5 separate regions of the Homo sapiens genome follow, and all the other regions are linked to region 1. A link is a contact called in ENCODE Hi-C or POLR2A ChIA-PET data. All regions are on one chromosome and are shown on one strand. The core of a region is the stretch at or near the end of the contact, and the rest is flanking DNA. Distances in the headings are between cores, read along the strand shown.

Evidence for each region. Hi-C counts contacts between places; a loop is a spot of excess contacts on that map. ChIA-PET counts read pairs that join two places held with the same protein, here RNA polymerase II (POLR2A). Pooled maps may share reads with other maps.
Region 2: a loop to region 1 is called in a map of CD4-positive, alpha-beta memory T cell, with 30 times the contacts of the local background. The contact joins the promoter of SMYD3 here to the promoter of COX20 in region 1. A Hi-C loop is called at or near these places in 1 of 168 maps with a recorded cell type or tissue (CD4-positive, alpha-beta memory T cell) and 7 of 50 pooled maps. POLR2A ChIA-PET finds 5 or more read pairs at or near these places in 1 of 52 experiments (MCF 10A).
Region 3: a loop to region 1 is called in a pooled map, with 9 times the contacts of the local background. The contact joins the enhancer-like site here to the promoter of COX20 in region 1. A Hi-C loop is called at or near these places in 2 of 168 maps with a recorded cell type or tissue (CD4-positive, alpha-beta T cell and lower leg skin), 1 of 37 single-sample maps with no recorded cell type and 9 of 50 pooled maps.
Region 4: a loop to region 1 is called in a map of naive thymus-derived CD4-positive, alpha-beta T cell, with 8 times the contacts of the local background. The contact joins the enhancer-like site here to the promoter of COX20 in region 1. A Hi-C loop is called at or near these places in 1 of 168 maps with a recorded cell type or tissue (naive thymus-derived CD4-positive, alpha-beta T cell) and 8 of 50 pooled maps. POLR2A ChIA-PET finds 5 or more read pairs at or near these places in 3 of 52 experiments (CD4-positive, alpha-beta T cell, K562 and T-cell).
Region 5: a loop to region 1 is called in a pooled map, with 10 times the contacts of the local background. The contact joins the enhancer-like site here to the promoter of COX20 in region 1. A Hi-C loop is called at or near these places in 1 of 37 single-sample maps with no recorded cell type and 2 of 50 pooled maps. POLR2A ChIA-PET finds 5 or more read pairs at or near these places in 1 of 52 experiments (activated CD4-positive, alpha-beta T cell).

Annotation. Positions count from the first base shown.
Region 1 is chr1:244,834,344-244,836,966 of GRCh38, reverse strand. COX20 (cytochrome c oxidase assembly factor COX20) reads right to left here and starts at 1,309. Exons shown (of 4, transcript NM_198076.6): 1 at 1,211-1,309. The coding sequence starts at 1,252. RefSeq lists silencers at 956-1,245, 1,286-1,335, 1,576-1,915 and enhancers at 1,416-1,535, 2,076-2,135.
Region 2 is chr1:246,505,977-246,508,599 of GRCh38, reverse strand. It overlaps SMYD3 (SET and MYND domain containing 3), which reads left to right and starts at 1,321. Exons shown (of 12, transcript NM_001167740.2): 1 at 1,321-1,546. The coding sequence starts at 1,383. RefSeq lists silencers at 462-694, 1,184-1,363, 1,634-1,683 and enhancers at 1,369-1,869, 1,870-2,370.
Region 3 is chr1:243,594,663-243,597,285 of GRCh38, reverse strand. The region is part of intron 8 of AKT3 (AKT serine/threonine kinase 3); the gene reads left to right. Among named protein-coding and RNA genes, the nearest start is that of AKT3-IT1, 200 kb to the left of the region's middle. Within about 2 kb of position 1,290, at least 4 of the 41 ENCODE cell types and tissues checked have a DNase peak (open chromatin) inside an H3K27ac peak, as active enhancers do.
Region 4 is chr1:245,955,145-245,957,767 of GRCh38, reverse strand. The region is part of intron 5 of SMYD3 (SET and MYND domain containing 3); the gene reads left to right. Among named protein-coding and RNA genes, the nearest start is that of SMYD3-AS1, 150 kb to the left of the region's middle. Within about 2 kb of position 1,332, at least 3 of the 41 ENCODE cell types and tissues checked have a DNase peak (open chromatin) inside an H3K27ac peak, as active enhancers do; they include CD4-positive, alpha-beta T cell, where a contact is called at or near this core.
Region 5 is chr1:243,726,643-243,729,265 of GRCh38, reverse strand. The region is part of intron 2 of AKT3 (AKT serine/threonine kinase 3); the gene reads left to right. Among named protein-coding and RNA genes, the nearest start is that of AKT3-IT1, 66 kb to the left of the region's middle. Within about 2 kb of position 1,290, at least 3 of the 41 ENCODE cell types and tissues checked have a DNase peak (open chromatin) inside an H3K27ac peak, as active enhancers do.

The DNA of each region.
Region 1 (2,623 bases), core at 60-2,559:
TTTAAACACTAAGCTTATTCCAGATGGGCAGTGTATGGGACAGTAAAAACAGATAAGGCACCAGTAGTACGTAAACTGACAACCTGTTGGATATTAAGTATGAAAACAATTTATACAATATTTGTTAATATTAACCATATGATCTGATGTCATGGCCAAATTTGGATGGAAGCCCACCAGAGAAGCAAGCAAGAGCAAGAAGTGAGCAGAATTTCCAAGCTGGGAGAATATCTTAAGTATATATTAGGAGCCATTTAGCACACAGTGGGTCTTCTATAAATATTTGCTCGTGATTAGCCAATGTTACGATCTCCCTAGTTTATATTAAACTTTTTTCCTCTTGCATTATTCTTTTCTGAATACCTGTTCTGCCCTGAGGATATAAATTAGGTTCCCTGCTCTTAATAAGGAGCCCAGGAAAAGAGGAAAACAAGATCATTTATTACCTTCCAATATGATAAATGTAACGACGTACAAGATGCCTGGGAAGATGGGGAAAGTACGTAAGTCAGCTTTGGTGAAACACAGGAGCCCTTCCAGGGAGAGCGCTTGGTTTAGCTTTACTATACCAAGAATTTGGGTTTTATCCTTAAAGAGATAGGATGGGCTGCTACGACTGGATGTTAGGCAGAGGAATGAAAACTGTCCAGTTTACAGGCTGGAAAGGGCCAGCGGACAATAGTGGAAGGTGGATTCAGGAGAGTATGGAGACAGGGACACCAGCTAGGGAGGCTACTGGTGATGGGGAAGAAATCTTAACCCTTCATCTCATCGTAGTACAATCAAGTCATCCCTCAGCAATTACTCCTATGTTAAATGTGATGAATACAACGTGTTAAAGACAAGGCACCTGTCCTCAACGGAGCTTTAATCTCTACTATTAGCCTTTACTAACAAATTACAGTGCAGTGCCCTTAGCAGCAAAATTTTCTCGCCAAAGATTCAGTATTGTTAGCTTATTTCATAATGACCTGTAGTAAGTCATTAGTACTACTGGTCCCCTCCTCCCCCTAGTTTTGGTCAATTTTGTCCCGGCCACTTAGATTAAAATGTTGGAGGCTTGGGATAAGGACTAGGAACAGTTAAAATAGTTTCAAGCCCATGGGTGGCAGAGAAGCCAGTGACACGTGCTCCGGGCCTAGGAGCTCCGCGGAGAACGTCCTTACCCACCGCCCACCCGCGGCGCGCGCCCCGCCGACCCCCAGGTTACCTTCCTCTCCTCGGGCTCACCGGGCTCCGGCGGGGCGGCCATGAGGACTACTCCGCGACTCCACCCGCCCTGCACCGCCGGGGTCGCGGAAGCAGAAGCCCGGCTGGCCGCGCCCCTCCCCGTCCCGCCCCCACGCGCCGCCGCCTCCCGCCCTGTTCCGACGCGCCGGCCGCCATTTTAGGGAATGTTCCTAACGCTCCGCAGTGGCCGCACGGGGCCGGGCTGTCATGTCCTTTGTTCCGTCGAACGGGTCACACTTTCTTCCAAGCTCGGCACACAGCCTGCAGGGGCGGGAGAGCGGAAGGAGATGGGTTCGGAAAACAAACCGACTCCTAGATTCCTGGCGAGGTGGGGGCGTAACCGAGCCAGACAGCCCCGCTTCCCGCGCCAGCCCCCTGCTCCGCCCCAACCGCCATTTCTAACCGTCTCCGGCGCGCGTGCTCACACGCACGAGCCTCGGGCGCGCGCCGAGGGGCGGGGCCGCTGCTTTGTCCTGCGGGGTGGGCCCCACCGCGGGGGTCGGCCCGGCCCCAGCCCCCAGCCCGCCCCAGCCCACCGACCCGGAAGGCGCTCCGCGCTGGCTCGGCGGCCCTCGTCCCCTAAGTGTCCTTTGTCCTTCCGGCCACGGGACGAGCCCTTGGTGCCGGGGCAGCCCCACTCTGCACCAGCAGCCATTTAGTCCCCCGCGCCTGCCTTGCGCAAACGGGGCTCCCACGCCCACCCCACTTCCTCCCTTTTATAGTTTCATTACTAAGTGGCTTTAACATAGAACCGCGCAGTTCGCCTAAAGGAGACTGGGGACAAAATGGAGGGAGCAGCTCGCTAATGAACATGCGTCAGCACGTTGGTGTCCGCGGAGAGGGCGCGCGTGTGGCGAAGTCTTCCGGCGTCCCCGAAGGAAAAATGCCTCTGCAACGTGCATTTTTGATGTGAAGTCGTGTTCCACGTTTCACTCCTCCCTAAGACTGCGACATAACGTGAAACAAAATACTGCATATTGTCGAGCTCAATGGAGAACGCGTGCATGCAGGGTCGAGCCCATTTTTCAGCCATCAAAATAATACAATGCAATTTTTTCTAGTATTTATAATTTTTCCCCTTTAACTTTATGCCTCCTTTATGTACTTCTACATTTCACGTTTAGGTTATATGTAACCTAAGGGCACTCCTTAGGAAACTGGACTTGTAGAATATGTCATTGTGCAAAGTCATGCTGCTTCGAATTATGCTGCGCGCTGGCACACAGCAAGCGCTCAGTGTTAACGATGTCGAATTCATATTAAGTACTGTTCATTGGGCGTTTTCTTACTCCGTAAGGACCTTACTTGCATGCCCATTTGATACCTTTCTACAATCCCAGTAAAATACACAGTTAAGGTTGTGTATTTATGTGTCACATTTTTTTTTTTGAGG
Region 2 (2,623 bases), core at 72-2,571, 1.7 Mb before region 1:
TCTGACTTCTGACAGCACCACGAGCCTGCCTTTTGTACTTTACACTCATGGAAGCATAACCACCTTCATGTTTTAAAATAAATGTTTACTTTTGAAATGACTTTAGATACACAGAAAAATTGAAAGGCACTATAGTGTACTCCTACACCTTCCATCCAGCTGCCCTTAATAATGACATTTTGCATTACCATGGCACGTTTGTCCAAACTAAGAAATTTAGGCCGGGTGGGCTGGGCGCGGTGGCTCACGCCTGTAATCCCAGCACTTTGAGAGGCCGAGGCGGGCGGATCACAAGGTTAGATCGAGACCATCCTGGCTAACACGGTGAAACCTCGTCTCTACTAAAAATACAAAAATTAGCCGGGCGTGGTGGCAGGCGCCTGTAGTCCCAGCTACTCAAGAGGCTGAGGCAGGAGAATCGCTTGAACCCGGGAGGCAGAGGTTGCAGTGAGCCAATATCGTACCACTGCATTCCAGCCTGGGCGAGAATGAGACTCCGTCTCAAAAAACAAAACAAAACAAAACAAACCCCAAAAACAAAAAAGAAAATTAAGCTGGGTGTGGTGGCTCACACCTGTAATTCCAGCAATTCGAGAGGTCGAGGCAGGAGGTTCAGGTTCACTTGAGGCCAGGAGTTTGCGACTAGCCTGGGCGACATAGGTAGACTGTCTCTGGAGGAAAGTAAAAAGCATTAGCCAGGCATGGTGGCGTGAGCCTATAGTCCCATCTAGTCAGGAGGCCCAGGCGGGAGGATTGCACATGCCTGTAGTCCCAGCTACTATGGAGGCTGAGGCAGGAGAATCGCTTGAACCCGGAGGTCAGAGGTTGCAGTGAGCCGAGATCTCGCCACTGCACTCCAGCCTGGGCGACAGAGCAAGACTCCGTCCTAAAACAAAAAAAAGTTACAGTGCAAAGTACTAGTTGTGATGTCATGATGCCTGCAACTTTGAAATAGTTTAACGACAATACGTGTATACATAGCTACAGGTGGGGAGAGAGTGACGAGCAGAAATGGCAAAGTGCTAGGTTGTCTGATTTAGGCGGAGGTATATAGGTGTTCACTGCACTGTTTTCAACTGTTCCGTATGCGTTAAAATGATCGTAATACAATGTTAGAGGGAGAAAAAAAACCCCGCCTGTCTTCTGCGCAGTCGCCATGGGCACGAGCCGCACGCGGAGCCTTACGACCACCTTCAGGTCCCACACACTCCACTCCAGCCGTCCCTCCAGACTCCATCTGCGCATGCTCTTGCCCCACCGCGCCCGCCCCGCCCCTCGGGCGTACGTGTGCGCGCAGGGCGCAGGCGCGCGGGTCCCGGCAGCCCGTGAGACGCCCGCTGCTGGACGCGGGTAGCCGTCTGAGGTGCCGGAGCTGCGGGAGGATGGAGCCGCTGAAGGTGGAAAAGTTCGCAACCGCCAAGAGGGGAAACGGGCTGCGCGCCGTGACCCCGCTGCGCCCCGGAGAGCTACTCTTCCGCTCGGATCCCTTGGCGTACACGGTGTGCAAGGGGAGTCGTGGCGTCGTCTGCGACCGCTGCCTTCTCGGGTGCGTAAGGAGCGCCCTCGCCTACCTGAGTCGCGAGCTGTGTGGGGTGCTGGGGAGGGGGGGGCGTCGGGCGGCCGGCAGCCGCGGGACTCCTGCTGGATGGGGCTGCACAGGCAGCTTGGCGGTGCTGCCCCTGACGCGCGTGTGCCCGGGGGCGGGTCGCTGCTGACAGGCCCCGCCCGGACACCCCCCTAGGTTGCCGCAGCGGGGCTGGGAGGGGGCCCAGGCTCAGCCACTGCCCCCCAACCTGGGCTGCGGTGGAAATGGGAAAGCCATTGGGCAGACTTGAGGGGGAAGCGTTGTGCCGGGGATAATTTTGCTGGGAGACGAAAAGTCTGTGTGCTGGACAGTCTTCCTTGGTGCGGCTGTGGAAATCACACGTGGCGGGCGTGGGGCTGGGTGGGAGCTGGGATGAGTATAAATCAGGCTCCCCTGCAGAGGCCCCGCCGGTAAAGCATCAGGCTTGCAGCAGGTGGAAGAATCTTGATGTCTACGGTGCACCTCTGTGGTCTGGGTTGTGTGTGGCCTGGGGATACGAAGAGGAACGGGACCTCCTCAAAGAGCTGATCAAGTGAGAGAGAGAATTACAGTGTACCAGAAGGGCTGAAATAGAGGGGCAATTAATGTGCTGTGGGAGCATCAGACACGGGTCCCCCGTGTGCTGTGCCATTTAATGGCTGTGCAGGCATGTCTAACTCTTAACCACCATTCTAGATGCAGGGATTCACGTGAAGGTGTTTTGGAAGCCTGGACGCGCTGTGCCGGTGTAAAGTGCTATGTGAAAGCAATTTATGGAAATGTGTAACATACATGAATAATAGGAACTGCATTCAGTCAACAAATATTATTGAGCTTCTGTGTGCGAGGAAGAAGAGTTCTATTTTGAGATGAGTGCGATGATTTTGTGCATGGCCGCTTTTCAGACCTGCCAGTCTGAGATTTAGGTGGGTGGAGGTGGGACGGTAAGTGCAAAACTCGTATCTGTAATTTGACCATTGTTCTTACTTTGTTCTCATTTGATTCATAATTCAGGAATATGACTTTGCATTTTAGAGCTACCAAATAATAATTTTGTCT
Region 3 (2,623 bases), core at 41-2,540, 1.2 Mb after region 1:
TTAACTTATTAAAACCTTCCCAAATCATTGAACGTTTAGGTTGTTTTCATTTTTTAGTCAACTTAAGTATAATTTACATATAATGAAATGAACTCATTTTAAGTATATGATTAGATGACTTCTGACAAACATATATATGCATGTAGCCCCCATCACAATAAAAATATAAAACATTCTCATTGCCTCAAAAAGTTCTGCCATGCCTCTTTGCAGTCAGTCTTCCCTGTACCCATAGTACATCCACACGTGGCCCTAGGTAGCCATTGGTCTGCTTTCAGACACTAAAGATTTGATTCATCTTTTTAAAAATGTCACAGAAATGAACTCATACAATATATACTGTCTTGTATCTACTTCTTTCATTCTGCGTAATGTTTTTTGAGATTGTTAACTTTGTTGCATTTCTCAGTCATTTATTTCTTTTATTGTGAAGTCATTATCCTTTGCACAGCTATACCACCATTTGTTAATCTCTCCCACTGGTGACGTACATGCGGATTAATACCAGTCATTGCCTAATATGAATAAAGCTGATAGGCCTGTTTCTTTTCTCTTTAATTAATACTGAAGAGTATGATTGTTGGATTTATGGTAAGCATATGCTTACATTTTACAAAAATTTAAAACTGTTGTGTCATTTTACAGTCTCAGCATTAATGTAATGAGAATTTTAGGTGTTCTGCACCCTCACCAGTGCTTGCTGTGGTCAGTGGTTTTCATTTTAGTCATTCTAACGAGTGTGTGGGAGTATGTTACTGTGGTTTTAAGTTGCGTTTCTCTTATGACTAATGATAGGAAATGTCTTCACTCAGACTTTTTGCCATTGCATATACTTTTGTGACCTGTCTATTCAAATATTTCACCTATTATTCGGTTGTTCATCTTCTTACTGAATTATAGGAGTTCTTTGGATGTTCTGGTTACAAATAGTTTGCCAAATATTTGTATTACAAATGGTTTCTTCCAGACTGTAGCTTGCCTTTTCATTTTCTCAGTGATGTCTTTTGAGGAACAGACGTTTTTAATTTTGATGTCTTATTTATCAATTCTTGCCTTTTATGGTTTTCACTTTTTTTGTGTACTGTCCAAGAAATGTTTGTGTACCCCAGGTCACACATCTTTCTCCTATTTGTTATGTGTCACGTGCTATATAATAAGTTTCTGTCAACAGTGGGCCATGTATATGACAATACCATAAGATTATAATGTAGCTGAAAAATTCATATTGCCTAGTGATGTAAATGTTGTAAGTCATACTGCAGTGCATTACTCACATGTTTTGGTGATGCTGGTGTAAGCAAACCTGTGCTGCCGGTTGTGTAGAAACATAGCACATGCAGTTAGATACATAATACTTGATTGTGATAGTACATGACTGTGTTACTTCTTTATTTTATATATTGTACTTTTCATTGTTTCTTAAAGTGTATTACTTTCACTTATTTAAAAAAAAATAGGTAACTGTAAAACAGCATCAGGTGGGTCCTTCAGGTGATATTCCAAAAGAAGGCATTGTTAGCGTAGGAGATGACTACTCGATGCCTGCTCCGAAAGACCTTACAGTGGGACAGGATGTGGAGGTGGAAGACAGTGATACTGATGATCCTGACTGTGTAGGTTTAGGCTAACGTATATGCTGTGTTTTCATTTTTAACCAAAAGTTAAAGACGTTAAAAAAAATAGAAAAATATTTATAAAGATGTAAAGAAACAATATTTTTGTATAGCTGTACAATGTGTTCATATTTTAAACTGTTATAAAAGAGTCAAGGCGTTTTTAAAAATTTTAAAGTGTATAAAGTGAAAAAGTTATAGAAAGCAAAGGTTAACTCATTACTGAAGAAAAAAATAATTTTAATTATTTTATACATTATACAGTGTTCATAGTCTACAGTAATCACCTAGGCCTTCATATTCACTCGCCACTCACTCACTCAAAGCAGCTTCCAGTCCTACAAGTTTCATTCATGGTATTATAAATGCAATAGACAGGTATATCGTTTTTAAATCTTCTATATCATATTTTTACTGTACTTTTCTAGATGTGTTTAGATGTGCAAATATCATTGTGTTACACCTGCCTAGAGTATTCAGTAGGGTAACATGCTGTACAGGTCTGTACCTAGAAGTAGTAGGCTATGCCATTTAGGTTTATGTAAGTAAACCCTAGGATGTTGTCACAATGATGAAATTGTCTAATTGCACATTTCTCAGAATGTATCCCCATCATTAAGCAGTGCATGACTGTATTTTCTTCTAAAACTTTTTAAGTTGTACCTATTACATGTATAGGTCTGTGATCCATTTTAATTTTTATGTATGCTGTGAGCTAAGAGTTGAGGTTCATTTTTTTCCCCCTACAGACATCTTGTTCTTTCACTATCTTTCATTGAAAGGGCTGTCCTTTAGTCAGACATGGGGGCTTATACCTGTAATCCCAGCACTTTGGGAGGCTGAGGCAGGAAGACCACTTATGTCCAGGAGTTCGAGACCAGCCTGGGCAACACAGCAGGACCCTGTCTCTACAAAATAAAAAATTTAAAAAATTAGCCTGGACTGGTGGTGCAAGGCAGAATTGGGAGCATTGCTTGAGCCCAAGAGGTTGATGCTGCAGTGATCCATGT
Region 4 (2,623 bases), core at 83-2,582, 1.1 Mb before region 1:
GATGAGGATACTCAGAAGGCAAAGAAAGTAGACAAAAGGTCAGGGAAGCTATTTAATTTGGTTGACGTATATGGAGGAAACAGTACTGATATGACAGATACGTTTTGTTTGAAAAAGCATTTTGTGCCTACTCAAGTATAGACACAATATATCCTGAGCAGCGAGTGGGCATGAATCCAAGCGGGTGTAAGAAATACAGCAACGCTAGGGAAGATTCAGAAAAGAAAGAGTTGAGTTATTTTAGTGAAATGATAGCTCAAGTTAGAGAAGTGCATGCTGAGAGAAACGTTGACGTTAAAGAGTAAGGACTGGCCACATTTTAATTTCCTCTAAGGATCTTTTCTAAGAGAGGAGAAAGAAATGTTACAGTGGAAGTGAGTGTAGTAGGTGATGGGAAAGGGAAAGGGGGAAGATTGAATATTGAAAACAGGAATGAAGGAAAGGGTGACATGTCAGCTTTATTTTTACTTCTATTGTGTGTCAAAGCGATGGTCTTTCTTTTTTTAGCTAGTCAGGTCTAAACTGTAATAAAATGAAGTCAGAGTGAGATGAACCGAATAATACTCAATTTCATGGAAAATCTTATCTGTAGTTGGCAGTCGTCTCTTTACTTTTGGATTTAATTCCTTTTCATCATTTTCTGTATCAGTTCTTTTGAGAGTAGTTGGCTGGTGCTGCAGATGAATACATGCCTATTGGTGGTTTGGTATAATTTGTCTTACATTGCATCTTCACTGGCAGTGTTAGCCTGATGATTCGTTTCTAGTTTAGCAAAATGAGAATTAGTTTAATAAGATGTTGAGATGGTGATCAGTTTTCCAGGGGTTTGGTTCTGCTCAAGAGCTGGCATCCAATATGCCAAAAAGGCAATAAGCAGGGTGGATCAACTGCCTTAAGATGGGTATGCAATGTTCAAACCAAAGGATGGCATAGTGAGAGACAAATCATTGCTCCAACAGAATGGAAGAAGTTGCTGGAAGATGACTTCGCTGGCAGGCAAGGAAGGAAATCAAGAAGTCAGTTTTTACCACCATCACTAAACCCTTCCCAGAGTACCGAAGCAGGCTCATACCCAGGGGAGTAGGGGAGTAGTACAGGAGGAGGAGGAGAAGTAGAAGGAGGGAGACAAAGACAGGGAGAGGGAATTAGCTGAGGCTGGGGAGACAGAGAGTCACAAGAGAAGAAAGGAATTCTTGTGAACTACAGTGGTTTGTAGGACTCAAAAGTAAGCAGGTGGAATTAACCTCATAAAAAATAATGCTCTGCCTGCCTCGCTAGGGGTAGGCACCCAACACGTCACACGTCCTGTTTTGCTCCCTCACTTGTGTCAGCTCAGATTATTTCCTGCCTGTCCACTGCTAGCCTTTTGTGGCTGAATATCAGATCTTGACTGAGCATCTGAGCATGTGCTGGCCTCTATGGATGAGGAAGCCACAATGAATCAGACATAACTTTTCTTCTCAAATTCGTTTATCTTAAAAAGCATTTATTGTAGAGAGTATACTATGTGCCATATACATTAGTAGGTGCTAGTATAGAAAATACCAAGAGGCTGAATACTGTGGCTCACGCCTATAATCCCAACACTTTGGGAGGCCCAGGCAGGAGGATTGCTTGATCCCAGGAGTTTGAGACCAGCCTGGGCAACAAAATGAGACCCCATCTCTGAAAAATGAAAAAATAGAAAATAATGTTATCTATTTGTATAACCTAGTAATGAACATAGGGTCATTTGTAATTTTTTGCATTTACAAACAGTGTTCCTATGGAAATTCTCTTCATAAGCGCCTCCTAGAAGACACATCAAGAGGTCTGTCAGCTATAAACTATAGCAACATGCATCAACATAAATGAATCTTAGGATATAATGTTGAGCCAAAAAAAAAAAAAACCCAAAACAAATTGCAAAATCATCAATGCAGTATGATTCCATCTGTAAGTAGCCAAAAGTATGCAAAGCTAAACATACAATATGTTGCTTAGTGCCTCCTTATCCATGGGGGATACATTCCAGTACCCCAGAGGGTGCCTGACACCATGGATAGTACTGAACCTCATGTATACTGTTTTTTCTTATGTATACATACTTACAATAAAGTTTAATTTATAACTTAGGCACAGTAGATTAACAACAATAATACTAAAATAGAACAATTATAACAATATACTGTACTATCTATACTCAGGTATCAGGTAAATCTATTTGGATGTAGGAAAGTTTCTTGAAGGAGGTGACATTTAAGCCGGATCCTAAAGGATGAATAAAATTATGAGCGATCGCAGTAGTGAAAAAGATATTTTTAAAAGAGGAAACTATGAATAAAGATATAAAAGCTATGACCTGGCAATCATATGCCAAAAAAAAAGAAAAGACATAAAACCACATGGGCGGCCAGGCGCGGTGGCTCATGCCGGTAATCCCAGCACTCTGGGACGCCAAGGCAGGAGATCGAGACCATCCTGGCTAATGCGGTGAAACCCCGTCTCTACTAAAAAATACAAAAAAAAATTAGCCAGGTATGGCGGCGGGCACCTGTAGTCCCAGCTACTCAGGAGGCTGAGGCAGGAGAATGGCGTGAACCCGGGAGGCGGAACTTGCAGTGAGCTGAGATCGCGCCACTGC
Region 5 (2,623 bases), core at 41-2,540, 1.1 Mb after region 1:
AGAAAAGCCCCCTCTTGACATATTGCTTCCCATTCTGCTACTGCCTCTATTTCTGCTTCTCTTTTAATAAAATTTTATTGCATGGTTTGTCCACACTGGCATCTTTCATATTCTCACCTTGTAGTTAATTTTCTGCCCTAAACTCTAGTTTATTTGGATTTCTTACTCCTCTGAAGAGTCTAGTAAAAATCATTGACATCCGCGTGAACATTTTTCTCTTTCTTTTTCTCCATCTCTTAATATCATTCAGCACAAGTAGCAACTCAATTCTTGAAACCCAACCTTGGTTTCTCCTAACTCATTGGCTCTTCCTTTCTGATCTTGTATCAGTTCTTGATACACTACCTGATGCCTACTTATTGGAGGGCCATGTGACTCCATGGAGGACTCCTTTCCCTAAGGAAAAACTAAGTTTCCCTGAAGTCCTTTTTGTCTCTAATAACTTTTTACCTCTTCTGGGATGTCTGGCATATGACTCTTGCCTTAGAGTCCATAGACTGCAAATGAGTTTGTGCTTTTAATGACACGTACTTTAAAACTCATTGATCTTAGTTTTATTAAGTCTTTAGATTTTTGAAAATTTTCTTTCAAGTGGTTATTCTTTGAAATCGTGAAGAACTGACAGCATATGACCAGACAGTTTTTCTACAAAAGCATTGGGATTGCCTGTCCTGTCCTATCTGTTCCCATAAAGTTTTAGGTGAAATACAAAGGTTTATGATCTAAATTCACAATTGCTAGTATGATGCATTAGCACACCATAAGTTCACAGTACTCTTTGCACTATATTCCTGAATGATTAAAACTTACAGCTGGCATAGTATCAAGTGCTGGCTGCCCAAGTGTCTCCCTCACAACCTATAGATAGAGTTTATTGCCTGTCACAGAAAGGGAGTACACCACCTGGTTAGAACTTTGGCGGTTTCTTGGAGGGAAGAAAGCAAGGATAGTATGTACTGAGAATCAAAGTTTGGTTGAGGTTGAGTGAATACTGGGTGTGTGTGTGTGTTTGATTAAAATTGGATGATGACCATTATGCAACAGCAAGGGATTCAAAAAATCTTACATACTGTTGGGGCTTTCTATTGAATCGTTGATGCGTGTTTCAGGAGTTTGCTGTGATGAACAATCAAACCGTTTGCCAGGGTGAGGCTCTCCCTGAATAGTCAAGTCATGTTAACGTACACTGTGAGTTGTTTAGGGAGTTGATAGTTTTAGTCTTCAAGTTGTATGTGGTTTCTGTTAAACTATTAATGTCATAGGACTACAACATACTACTTCAAGCTCTTAAAATGGCTTTCCCTTATTTTTGAGAGATGTAGCTGAGTGCTGCTTATAGTCAGGTCAATTCTTATAAAACACCAACATCCCTCTATGCCTAAATATCAAATCAGTGTTATAATTATTTTTTTAAACTAAGATTATATCAAATTTTTTAGTTTGATACTTACAAAATAGTTATGATGCTTTTTTTTCTTGGTTCTCTTTTTTTCTTTGCTAGAAAGACTTTGAACTATAAGGATGGAGGTTCCTTTTCTGCAGACTTAAGAAAGAGGATGTGAAACTTGGTGTCATGAGTTCTAAATACCTCAAGTTATTGTTGCAAGAATAGGGTTTTCAGTTTTGCAATTTCAGCCTATAAATTACAATGAAGAGTAAGAGTCCTTATAATAATAAACTTTTGGGGCTGGGAGCAGTGGCTGACACCTGTAATCCTGGCAATTTGGGAGGCTGAGGTGGGAGGATCATTTGAGGCCAAGAGTTCTAGACCTTCCTGGGCAACATAGCAAGACCCTATCTCCACAAAAAGTGAACAAAATTAGCCACGCATGGTAGTGCATGCCTGAAGTCCCAGCTACTTGGGAGGATTGCTTGAGTCAGGAGGTCAAGGCTGTGTTGAGCTGAGATTGTACCATCGCACTCCAGCCTGGGCAACAGAGCAAGACCCTGTCTCAATCAATCAATCAATCAATCAACTAACTTACTTTTGGTATTGTATGCTGATTTATGAAGGTTGAACCTAGGATTAAATGTTGTCTTTTGTCTGCCCTTTATTTTTCTTCCCTTAACAGATGCCATGTTGAGCTGCCTTGTCCTGATTTTGACCCACAATGTGTATTCAGCCTCAGCACTTATTATGTAGGTTAGGCTCCTTTTAAATGTTAATGTTTCACATTTATGCTTGTGTGAATTGCTCATTTTCTGTCATAACCTGGGGGTATGGAAGGAATCTGTTGAAGACCAAGGAGGTGGGCTTTACCACAATACTGACATCTCTTCTCAGCTCAGGCAGGGAGCCTTGGCTAGGCCACCTATTGCCACTGCCTAAGTAGAAGGTGATTGGCAGAATCTTATCTGCTTTGCTTTGACTTTTCATTGCCAGAGTTTGTTGAAGGATGCCAGATGTTTGGGAAAACAAGTTTCTTTTTGCTTTCTATCCCTATTCTTGCCAAATTCTTACCTGTTTTTTCATGAGGATGCCCTGGCTTGCAAGAAAAAGCAAGAAAAATAAAAACATAAGTTTGATTCTTAATTTGAGCATTCTGACCCATTTTCAGCTTTATATATCCTTGGTCCATTTTTCTTCCTGTTATTTTGACAACTCTCATGGCTGTGGGACTGA